2 separate regions of the Homo sapiens genome follow, and region 2 is linked to region 1. A link is a contact called in ENCODE Hi-C or POLR2A ChIA-PET data. All regions are on one chromosome and are shown on one strand. Each heading gives the region's core, a stretch centred on a gene start or an enhancer-like site at or near the end of the contact. The rest is flanking DNA. Distances are from core to core; before and after follow the strand shown. Region 1 overlaps MSI2 (musashi RNA binding protein 2). Region 2 overlaps MSI2 (musashi RNA binding protein 2).

Evidence for each region. Hi-C counts contacts between places; a loop is a spot of excess contacts on that map. ChIA-PET counts read pairs that join two places held with the same protein, here RNA polymerase II (POLR2A). Pooled maps may share reads with other maps.
Region 2: a loop to region 1 is called in a pooled map, with 1.9 times the contacts of the local background. The contact joins two enhancer-like sites. A Hi-C loop is called at or near these places in 1 of 168 maps with a recorded cell type or tissue (Right ventricle myocardium inferior) and 3 of 50 pooled maps. POLR2A ChIA-PET finds 5 or more read pairs at or near these places in 5 of 52 experiments (Caco-2, GM10248, SK-N-SH and 1 more).

What each region holds. Positions count from the first base shown.
Region 1 is chr17:57,494,162-57,500,085 of GRCh38, reverse strand. The region is part of intron 6 of MSI2 (musashi RNA binding protein 2); the gene reads right to left. Among named protein-coding and RNA genes, the nearest start is that of MSI2-AS1, 110 kb to the left of the region's middle. RefSeq lists an enhancer at 3,551-4,052. Within about 2 kb of position 2,670, at least 2 of the 41 ENCODE cell types and tissues checked have a DNase peak (open chromatin) inside an H3K27ac peak, as active enhancers do.
Region 2 is chr17:57,571,563-57,577,649 of GRCh38, reverse strand. The region is part of intron 7 of MSI2 (musashi RNA binding protein 2); the gene reads right to left. It overlaps LOC107984993 (a long non-coding RNA gene), which reads right to left. Exons shown (of 2, transcript XR_001752947.3): 2 at 2,822-6,087. Among named protein-coding and RNA genes, the nearest start is that of MSI2-AS1, 34 kb to the left of the region's middle. Within about 2 kb of position 3,414, at least 6 of the 41 ENCODE cell types and tissues checked have a DNase peak (open chromatin) inside an H3K27ac peak, as active enhancers do.

The DNA.
Region 1 (5,924 bases), core at 1,421-3,920:
CCGTGCCACATGCGATCTACGATAGGACCTCAATACGCCTCCAATCCCGAGGTGAGCTCTATGTCCCCTCCCCTTCATTCCAGTTGAGAGTTTGAGACTCACTTGTGTTGTTTGACCTTTGAGGTTAGGTTAAAAAAAAAAAAGTGAACACGCTTCTGCCTTGTCTGTGGAAACATTTGTGCTCCAGCCCTAAGCTTCTGTACAAGGAGTTTGACTGCCTGAGGCAGCCATGATATAAAGAAGCTCAAACCAGCTCATGCAGAGAGACCATGGGGAGAAGTCCTGAGATCCCTTGGACAGATGCTTCGTCAGCCCCTGTTGTGCCAGTGGCAGCCACTAGAACTACAACCTCATGTCTGACTGCAACCTCATGAGATGCTCCCAGCCTGAACCACTCAGTTGAGTCCCGCCCAAATTCCCGCTCCACAGAAACCACGAGAAATAATATAACGATTGCTGTTGTTTTAAGCCAACAAGTTTTTGGGTGATTTGTTATGCATCAATAGATAACCGGAACACCACATATATAAAAACATGCTGTAAACTGATGGGTAAATATTAAGAACTCCAAATGCTATAGAAACTTTTATGATTATTTCCTTTTCAAGTCTGCCCTTGATTTTGTCTTTAGAAAAACATGTGTGTTGTGGGTGGGGTGAGAAGAATGCATACAGAATTGCCCTTAGCTGCCCTTTTTTTTTTTTTTTTTTAAGACAGAATCTTACTCTGTTGCCCAGGCTGGAGTGCCGTGGCACAATCTCGGCTCACTGCAACCACCACCTCCAGGGTTCAAGCAATTCTCCTGCCTCAGCCTCCTGAGTTGCTGGGATTACAGGCATGCACCACCACACCTGGCTAATTTTTGTATTTTTAGTATAGAGGGGGTTGTGCCATGTTGGCCAGGCTAGTCTTGAACTCCTGACCTCAGGTGATCCATCCGCCTCAGCCTCCCAAAGTGCTGGGATTACAGGCATGAGCCACCGCGTCTGGCCTTGCCCTTAGCTTGAGGAAAAAAAGCCCAATTGTCACCAAATGGATGGTGTTAATATGCAAAATGACTTCTCAATTCACCTGGGGGCATATTTTAGAAATAAAAGTTCCACAATGAGAACACTTGGACACAGGAAGGGGGACATCACACACCGGGGCCTGTTGTGGGGTGGGGGGAGGGGGGAGGGACAGCATTAGGAGATATACCTAATGTAAATGACGAGTTAATGGGTGCAGCACACCAACATGGTGCACGTATACATATATAACAAATCTGCACATTGTGCACGTGTACCCTAGAACTTAAAGTATAATTTAAAAAAAGAAAAAAAAAGAAAGAAAGGTTCCATGAACTAATTAAAAAGTGAATTGCAACTAGGGGATTTCCCCCAACAAAGCCAACCTAATTCTACCCAACGATCCTCAAAACATGCTGTGTACTGCAGAGAAGCTGAGCTCCCCGCGCGGCACAGGAAGAAGCCACTTCAGCTGCCCATAGGGAAAGAAGAGATGTGTTCCAGGCATAAGAATGTGGACATGAGGCCTGGCCTTCCATCCCACATTTTGGTACTGGGGTCGGAGAGATGATCTCCACCAACCACAAAATGCATGTGCCTGGGGTAGCCAGGTACCTCACAGTTCAAAACAACAGCTTTCGTGTTCTCATCTCTGCAGTTCCTGGGAGCAAATTGAGATGGTAAGGCCGTCAGCGGCCTAGGTGCTCATCATCTTGACAGATACTTAGCTACTCATTTAAAAACAAGCAAGAGAACAAGCGTCAGCTGTATTTTTTAATTACTCCTGGATAGGACTGGGAACGCTTTGGCATAATTGGGGTATTGAGATTTTTTTCCCCTTTGAAGGCCTTGTTGCAGCAAGAAAAATACCATGTTTATTCTAATTAAAACCAACTCTTCTTTTAAATCATCGTAGCAATAGGAAGGCAAGTGGTGATAGATATTTACTTTTTAAGGGTAGCGGGGGTAACAGCTACTAGGACCAGATCTGCTGTGAATGTATGTCCTTCATGGAATTCTCTTACTTGCAGGATCAGTTCTCTCATTTATTAAATGGGAGATGTGAAGAAAATCCCACATGTTCCCTTTTTGGCTCTAATTTAATTTGAGGTCATGGCTCCCACTTTCTGTTACCCCAGCCCAGTAGGGTATAATGTACCAAGGACCAGCTCTCTTGGTATGAAGAATATCTGAGGACATGTGGTGTTCAAACTAATACCTAGGCATCTATGGGAACACCAGGGCTGACGCTGTCATCAGCTTGTCCGGACAGTGCAGCGGCCCCCAACTACCTGCGTGTGCATCAGTCACACCTGGTGACTTGTTACATGCACAGCCCAAGCTGCTTGCTCCTTCAGAAAGCATGTTTCAGTTGTCTTGGGGTGGCGCCCAGGAATCTTCATTTTGGATAAGGGGCCCAAAGACATCTCTGATGAGGTATTTAGAAGACCATACTTTAAAAAAAGTACAGGACTAGCTGAAAAACATGGCCTTCAGACATAGAGAGACGTAGCTGTCTTTTTGATTTTCCAGCCATGTAACCTTGACAAAGACCCGACATTCCTGAACCTCTCTGTTCCCAAACAAGCGCAGCTCCCCAGCACTGCTGGAGGGTGGGAGAAGACTACACCCAGCACCTTCCTGGTTCACTTCCTGCCACACACAGCTGCCTGCCAAAGTCCTGTTCCCTTTCCTCGCTTTATACGTGGGGTCACTCAGAGTAGCTTTTCAAAAAGCACCAGTGCAATGACCTCTCAGAAAACAAGTCTGGCAGAAAAAGTCACATTTAAAGGGGTCCAATAGGCTGGGTGCAGTGGCTCATGCCTGTAATCCCAGCACTTTGGGAGGCCAAGGCAGGTGGATCACCAGACGTCAGGGGTTCGAGACTAGCCTGGCCAACATGGTGAAACCCTGACTCTACTAAAAATACAAAAATTAGCTGGGCATGGTAGCAGGCACCTTTAATCCTAGCTACTTGGGAGGCGAGGCAGGAGAATCGCTTGAACTCGGGAGGCAGAGGTTGCAGTGAGCTGAGATTGCACCATCGCACTCCAGCCTGGGCAACGAGAGCGAAACTCCATCTCAAATAAAAAAATTAAAGGGTCCAATAGAAACACTTTGGCCATTTAAAATGGCCATACCTCTCTTGGTTAACAGTAAGGTGAGGAGGACAGCTGAATTTAGCCACCAACAAAACAAGTTGTAATTGTACACCTAGCAGGTGGATAATGAAAAATGATAATAAAAATAGTAAGAAGAGGATGATGGTCCCTATAAATCTAACAGCATTTCTAAAAGCCCTTGGGTGCCCTGCCCTGTTCAGGTGCTGAACTGTCTTGTTCCCACCCTTCACCCTCAGACTTGACTGGAGCCTGGGAGGAGAATGAATGCGCTGGAGCCAGGGATGGGGAAGGGCTGCCCGCAACACTCCCGCCTCCTGCGTGCTCTGTCCTCCCGGAGCACACGGGGATGTGGTTTACCTGAGTGCACCTATTTGCAGCCAGACACCTGGCTTTGACCAAATGTGACCAAATGGCTGACAGAGCACATTAGCTTGCCTCCTTCGCTTGTCAAAACAATTAGGCTCTGGAAGGTGGTGGCGGCCTCACCGGGCTGAGAAAATGCCATCAGTGTATGAGACCGTTCATCAGCCTCCTGGAAGGTTCGACAGGGCCAAGAGGGCAAAGGACCTAAGTGGGGAGAGGGGGATTGGGCTGGAGGTAGGACAGGGGAGTCATTAAAACATTAAGAAAACTGAAAGTACCACATAGCCACAGATGGCCAAAGGGATCCATTCCTGTGGCTCTGTAGGGCACACGGCTGGCGTGGCGCTAAGTGTAAGGGGTGGGAATCCTGGCATCCACCGGGTGATTGACAGGCTGGCCCTCCCGCACTTCTACTCTGCTCCAGTAACTACCCATATTATGCCGAAATGACACAAGCGACAATAATTAAGCCCCAGATCTCTGTGGATCATTCGCAGTGATAATTCCACCTTTGTAATTCAGCTTCAGATAAACCCCTTTTGTTCTGCCTTATAACACAGATTCTAGTATCATTCAAGTATATTAACTGTAGCCTATTACTGTCACAAAAAATGCTCCCTGAGCCATAGCAAAAGACTCCCTAGACAAAACTTTATGTCATGTTAATCCAAGCTTCAATAACTATGAGGATATATAACTGTATTCTAATTGTGCTCTGCGTTCCCACATACAAAAACAGAAGATATCAAAAATGACAGCAGCCGATCTCTTCAAATATAAAAGCATTAATTCCTCACTCAGGGCGCTGGGATGCTGGGGTGAAGAGATGTACGTTTATCTGAAGAGAGAAGAGAGATGGGACTTTTGAGGACAGAGAAGGTTTGGGGGCTAGGATGGGACCACCAGGAATCAATGCCACAAAGGTTGAAGGCTGTGGAAGAGGCTGGAAGGCAGACATGGAGAATTGGACATGGAGACTGATATCAAGAGAGCCAGGTCAGAGATGTTCAGGGGATATAGAGAAGCCAAGTAAAGCTTTCTTTTTTTTTTTTTTTTTTTTGAGACAGAGTCTCGCTCTGTCACCCAGGCTGGAGTGTGGTGGCGCAATCTTGGCTCACTGCAACCTCCGCCTCCTGGGTTCAAGTGATTCTCCTGCCTCAGCCTCCTGAGTAGCTGGGATTACAGGCGTGCACCACCATGCCCGGCTGATTTTTGTATTTTTAGTAGAGACGGGGTTTCACTATGTTGGTCAGGCTGGTCTGGAACTCCTGACTTCAGGTGATCCGCCTGCCTCGGCCTCCCAAAGTGCTGGGATTATGGGCGTGAGCCACCGTGCCCGGCCCATATGAAGCTTTCAAAGGCAGCTGTGAGGATCCCCAGGTTCTTGACCCGGTTTGGACATTAACTCAGTGGGTAACCTTGGCCAAGTCATTCCCACTTGCTGGGCCTCCCTTTCTTTCTGAAGAGAGAGCGTCAGTTCAGACATCTTGTAGGGCTCACTCCCTCACCTCCTCCAAGCCCTCTCCCTGCAGCCCAGCCTGGTCAGCTGATGTAAAATTGCAACCCACTCCAGGTACTTCCTAATCTCCTTTACCCTGTGTTCCACTGTTGTTTTTTTTAAGTGGCTCCTACCGTTTTCTAATTGTGCAATGTAATTTTCTTTTTTGGTATATTTTTGCTGTTTATCCTATACCTCCCTCCGCTTGAGTTGAGTTCTGTCATGACCGGGATTCGTTTCTGTTCTGTTCACTGATTTATCCCTGGTGTCCAGCATGGTACCTGACACACAGCATGTGTTCAGCGTTTGCTGAATGACCACGTGCCATGGCCATAGACCAGGTGTGTGGTCCGGGACAAGTTTCTTCAACTCACTGAGCCTCAGTTCCTCAACTGAGGAAAAAAGAGGCAGGTACCTACTTCATAGCATTGCTGAGAGGATTAAATTAAAGAGCAGATGCAAAAGCAACTGGAATGGTGCCCAGCACAACAGCGGTGCTCAAAGCAGGTTATTTTATGGAGGAAAACAACATTCTCTATAAGGCTAAAGATGCAATTTTCACTGCTAAGACCAAACGCAGGTCCTTATGTAGTTATTGGTCTTATTACCCCCACAATATACCCCTCTTCTAGAAACTCCACCTCCTCTACTTCTCCAGCCCCCAAACCCACTCCAGGTCCACAGTCTGTCTCCTGGCACCAAAAAAGAATCAAAACACTAGGCTCTTGCGGGACGCTTCTGCATCATGGAGGCTGTTGGGCATGGGAGTCCAGAAGCCCACAGTGAACTTGGGCAAATCCCAAACCTCCTGGCCTTAATGTTACCTTCTCTTTAAAAATCAGGATACTATATTTTAATGGGTCTCCCTTACTGCAGATGGTGGGAATGAAATGTAACAAAATGAATTCTCCAACAAGAAGAATTATGACTCTG
Region 2 (6,087 bases), core at 2,165-4,664, 77 kb before region 1:
TCATCTTCAGCAAGTAGGGGGCTCTTCCTACTACCTCAAAGGGTTTGGAATTTTCTTTTTAATTTTTTTCATTTTATCCTTTTCTCTTGCTTGTCTATCATCTACTGAGCATGGCAGTAAATAACTGGTAATTAAACCAATATCTACTGGAGACCAGGGCTTAAAGATATAATTTTATACAGAATCCTCCTGAAATATTACCAGTTGGGCTCTATGGGTCTGGAAATGGGACGGTTTGGACCAGGCTGGACTTTCATAATGCAGGACCCACCAGTGGTTTGCAAAGTGGTCCCTGGCCCCATCTTGCTGCCTCATCAATTCTAGTCTCTGAATATTTCTGGGGAAAGGGGCATCACCCCTCGGTACTTCATAAACACAGCTTGTTTGAGTTGGGCATCTTGAGGTGTTGCTAAATTCTTCAGCCCAAGGATCAGCCTTTCTCTTGGTAACTTCACAAACGGCCACTCATGGTTGGGGAAGCAGCCTGGCCCCCCTCCCAGGGGTAGTCCTTCAAGATCTAACGTAGCCACCTCATTTCTCCTTATTCGAGTCTCCTTGGTTCCTCTGGAATTTTTCCCGTAATACTGTCCTGGTCCCCATCAGACGACCTCCTCTGATGTGGTCTATCTTGTCAATGCCCCTCTTAAAATAAATGCCTGGAATGGAATATTCCACATGGGGTCTGAGCAGTGCAACCAAATACCGGACTGGACTTCCCTTTGTGGTGGCGTCCTTAGCAGCTCCATCACCTGTTGCCTCAAAGAAAACTTAACAGTCAACTAAAAAAACCCCAGGCTTCCTATAAACCATGTCAAAATCTCGCCCTGCCCAACCTTCCTTTTTTTTTTTCTTTAAAATTAGACATCGATTATAGTCATTTTTTTTTTTTTTTTTTTAAAGACAGATTCTCGCTCTGTCACCCAGGCTGGAGGGCAGTGGCGCATCTCAGCTCACTGTAACCTCCACCTCCAAGTTTCAAGCGATTCTTGTGCCTCAGACTCCCAAGTAGCTGGGATTACAGGCATGCACCACCGTGCCACTAATGTTTGTATTTTTAGTAGAGACAGGGTTTTACCATATTGGCCAGGGTGGTCTCAAACGCCTGACCTCAGGTGATCCACCTGCCTCGGCCTCCCAAAGTGCTGGGATTACAAGTGTGGGCCACTGCACCCAGCCAACATGGATTATGGTCTTCTGATTATAAAAGTAACATTCATTTTAGAGTCTTAGGAAATACAGAAAACATCTATTCCTACAACAAACATTCATTGGATACCTTCTATATGAAAGAATCTCAGCTGGGCCTTTAGGATACAATGGAGAGTAGGATCCAGCCCTTGCCTTCAAGGCTGTGAGAAGCACACAACCCACATTCTCCACGGCTAGAATGTGTGCAAGGAATAGAGTTGTTGAGCCTGAGCTCCAGGACTGCTGTTGGTTTTGTTCACCACCATATCCTCAGCCCCTGATAAGTGCCCAGCACAGAGCCAGTGTTCAGCAAATAATTATTACAGGAATCAATGGCTTTAAAGGATGGCCTTCCCACAGTGTCTGTCTTACAAATGATTCCTAAAAACTAAATCAGTTCTGACCAGAGGCAGTTAGTCCCAGACCAAGTTTTAAGTAAGAAAAATACGCCAGGGCTGCTTCTTCAATCCACCAGAGCCTCCTTTTCCAATTTTTTTTTTTTTTTTTTTTTTTTTTTGAGACGGAGTCTCGCTCTGTCGCCCAGGCTGGAGTGCAGTGGCACAATCTTGGCTCACTGCAAGCTCCGCCTCCTGGATTCACGCCATTCTCCTGCCTCAGCCTCCCGAGTAGCTGGGACTACAGGCGCCTGCCACCAGGCCCGGCTAATTTTTTGTATTTTTAATAGAGGCGGGGTTTCACCGTGTTAGCCAGGATGGTCTCGATCTCCTGACCTCGTGATCCACCCGCCTCAGCCTCCCAAAGTGCTGGGATTACAGGCCTGAGCCACCGCGCCCGGCTCCTTTTCCAATTTCTACCCAGAGCCTGGGCCAGGGGGAGTGGAATCTGCTTAGCTGAAGGTCTGAGGTGCAGGGGAGTAAGAGGACAGTGAGAAGAAAGAGCAGAAAGGAAGTCAATCCCGGGGTCCTCAGGCCTGGCCAAACAAAGCCATCTGCCTTGTCTGGAAAAGCTCATTTGCAAAGGCTTTGGTGAAAGTTCACATTTCTCCAGGCTGCGGCAGCTTGGAAGAGCCATGCAGCGACTGAAAGGTCAAACAGGAGATGCGCAGCACTCCACTCCCATTGAGCCGCCACCTAGAGCGGTGTCAAATGTGGTTTTGCCACTTCCACCGACAAGATAGGACGTTTGAGCATCTAGGGCAAATGATGCCACAGAAACTATAAGCCAGGCAAAACCCTGGATCTCCCAATCACTTTCTCTCCAGGAATAAGCTTCAGTGTCCATGGGCTGCTTGTGGAGGGGATGGGACCAGCCAGAACAGGGATCTGCTCCAGCCGGGGGGTGGCGGGGGGAGGGAGTTAAAAAAGAGAATGCGGCCGGGCACAGTGGCTCACGCCTGTAATTCCAGCACTTTGGGAGGCCAAGGTGGGCGGATCACGAGGTCAGGAGATTGAGACCATCCTGGCTAACACAGTGAAACCCCATCTCTACTAAAAACACAAAAAATTAGCCGGGCGTGGTGGTGGGCACCTGCAGTCCCAGCTGCTTGGGAGGCTGAGGCAGCAGAATGGCGTGAACCCGGGAGGCGGAGCTTGCAGTGAGCTGAGATCGTGCCACTGCACTCCAGCCTGGGCGACAGAGCGAGACTCCGTCTCAAAAAAAAAAAAAAAAAAAAGAGAGAGAGAGAATGCAGAATTTGTGTCTTTGAAGGCTGGCAGAGCCATCTGTCCTGCTCATCTCTTAAGACTGATGAAACCGAAGCTCCACAGTAGTTGGTAGAAGATAGATGGCAAAAGCTAGGACAGAACCCACACTCAGAGAGAGACCCTTGCCCTACAAAGGGTCACCTACTGCTGCGCCTAAAGGCTGTGCCCCATATGACACATCCAGCCTGGCACACATGCCAGCCTGACACATCCAGGCTGGAAACCTTCTAGGAGAGACTGGGGGTGGCCACCAGAGGCTCAACCATGGGGACACAGGACCCAGAATTGCATCCTTGACCTGGGCTCTGTGGACTGGCCCATGGGCTGGCTTCTCCGCCCTGCCCCGCCCATGCACCATCCTTCTGAAGGAAGACATCCCCATCCAATGGCCTGTGCTACAGACTCATGAGGGCCTTTGCACTCTGGTTCTTAGCTCCTGGTTTTCTGCCAACCAGAGGTATAATGGACTTTCTTATTTTATTTCATTGGCTTGTAAAGGAACATAACCAAATAGTGACGAGAGAGAAGCTGGCAGTGGTGGAGGCCTCAGCAAAGGCTGGAGAAAAGCCAGGAGTTAAGTAATGCCTTGGCCATTAGCTTTCCCCAGAGGAGCAGCGGCATTGCTGGGGCTAGGATGGAGGATATGAGGGGTGGGGCTGGGGAGACACAGATGTGCAGGGGCTGGAGTTCCTTTCCCAACCTGGGACTGACAAATCCTAGCCCAGGGAGGGAGGGGTAGAGCTACCTCCTGACTTGTTCTCCTCTAGGATGAGCCATATTCCTTTCCCCGCCTGGCTTTTCCTTCTTATTAGGTTGTCATCATTATCGTCACAACCACCACCACGTACTTGGCTTATAAGTCCTACTCAACCCCTTCATATGATGATATCTAATCCTTCTAGCCTGCCCTCGCCCTCAAGGCAAGTAATGTTATCCCAGTTAGACAAATGAGGAATCAGATGCTCAGCAAAGTCAAGTCACTGTCCATGCCCTCCTTCCATCAGGGAGTCGCTGAGCTGGGATGTAAGCCCAGGTCTGTCTGTCCCTAAAGCCTGTCACTCCTCCATCAGCCCCTGGAAGATCAACCAAAATAAATGGAAGGCTTAGTGTTAACACAGCCCTGGATAAGCTGCCATATAATAGAGGCCAATGGCTGGTCGGTTATCCTTGCTGATAAATGTGGTGGCCCAGGAACTCAGCAGGTCTGGAGTGATGGGGGTTGATCCCCAGCCTCACTCTATGGGCTCTATCACCCTGAGCAACTCAGGTGACCTCAACAGGCTCAGCTTCCTCATTGAGGGCAGAGATTTCAGCCTGGGTGGTTCACTGCTGAATTCCCTGTGCCTAGAACTTATTCTCAATAAAAATTTGTCAAATGAATGAATGAATCTGAAAAATGGAAATCCCAGTAACAGCCTCCCCACCTGGTTTATTAATGAGTGATAATGTAGGAGGGCACTTGGCACAGAGCACGACACATCCTAAGGGATCAATAAGCAGAAGTTGCTGGTCATTAATACTATTATTACATATTATTATAACGCTATTATTGCTTTTCAAGGTCATTATAGGGATCAATGCATTTGGGAAATATAAATGTAAGGCAATATCTTTACAATAACTAGTAACCAATGCTGACAAATAAGGGCAGACACTGACAAGTGGTCCCCATGAACACCGTACCGCCCACCACAGAGGCATTCTAGGAGACTGCCCTCGCCTTCCCATTGGACATGTGCATCTGGACTCTACGAGGGGGCACTCCTGCTCCATCCCAGGTCACTGTGCCCATGTGGGATCCTCAGACGGAGTTGTCGGGCACGTCCACACTTGCACAGCAGTTCCAGTGAGAATGCATCCTGTTACCTTTGCATTGGTCACCTCATGCCCATAAGTTACAGCCATCTCAGCCTGATCTCCACTCGGTTTAGTTAAAAATAGAGTTTACAACAGAAACCTGAATCCAGGCTCCTCTAAATCAGGACGGCGGGGAAGCAGGTGCTACCCAAATGTGGCGCCGTGCTGACGAATGGAGGTCGGCCGAGCTCAGCTCTCTGCCCTGAGCTGGTGGGTGGCAGCCTCCATAGCAGAGATGCCAGCTCTGGGGAAAGGAGGGCTCTTTACACAGAAGGCAACACATTCCCTCCAACGTGCTAGCCTCCTTCGATTCAATCAATATTGGTTTAGCACCTGCTTATGTGCCAGGAGGTACCTGAGGCTGCAGCCATGTCTCAAGGTGACAAAATGGACAAAGACAAGCAGACACAGAATATCTTGAATTCAGGACAGATTGCCTTAAGGAGAAAGGCAGACAGATTGGACTTTTAAAAGCAAATCGTCAGAAGCTAGAGTTCTGAGACCATGTCCCACAAAAATTACTGGGCGCCAGCCTTGGGCTCTGAGGCTCTGCAAATTCCTCTAATCCCAGAGGCTTCTATGGCAAGTCCTCACTCTTTTCCAGGTTGCTGCTGCCAAATACCATCTTGCTTAGCGAACCCAAAATTTCTGGAACAGGGTGAAGCTCAAAATAATTCTCACAGTTAGACTCACTGGGACCTAAATAGCTTTGCTGATTAAACCTCTGAATCCTTATTCAAACCTGCGACATTCCTCCTTGGTGATGCCAAATCCTTCATGCTTCCCAGCAGGCTCTGGCTTGAGGATCCGATTCTGCTGCACACACCTGTCAGGGTCACCTGTCCTGACTTGGCTACGATCCATTGATTTACTCTTTGGCACGGCTGATCAGCTTTCTAGCTCCCCCACCACACCCACTGAAGCACAGATGAACAATTAGTTGGCCTAATGATAAAGTACCCTTCCTTAGGGGTCTGGAGAACTAGGGTGGGTGTAGGTGGGATTGAGAGGACATGAGGGAAGTGGGCATTTGCAGAGAGGGAGGGTTTGGGACCCTCTCCTGATGTGGGCGGGGAAGGCAGAGGCACGCAGTCGGCTGTAGAAAGTATTGGCTTTCCCATTTGGTGTAAGCTGCTCACCTGCCCAGCTGGGAACAGAGAGGAAAAGAACAGAGGAGTGTCTGGATGTGCTCTCAAAGTGACATTATTATCATTACTATTACTTTCCCACTGTCTTTCCAAACCCATTCCTGTAGGTTATTTCACTTTATCCTTACTATCATTCGATGAAGTATCTCAAAAAGGATTATCCATTTTAACCCAAGAGGAAACTGGAGTATAGACTAGGTGACCCTTGTCGTTGACCACACCACGAATCC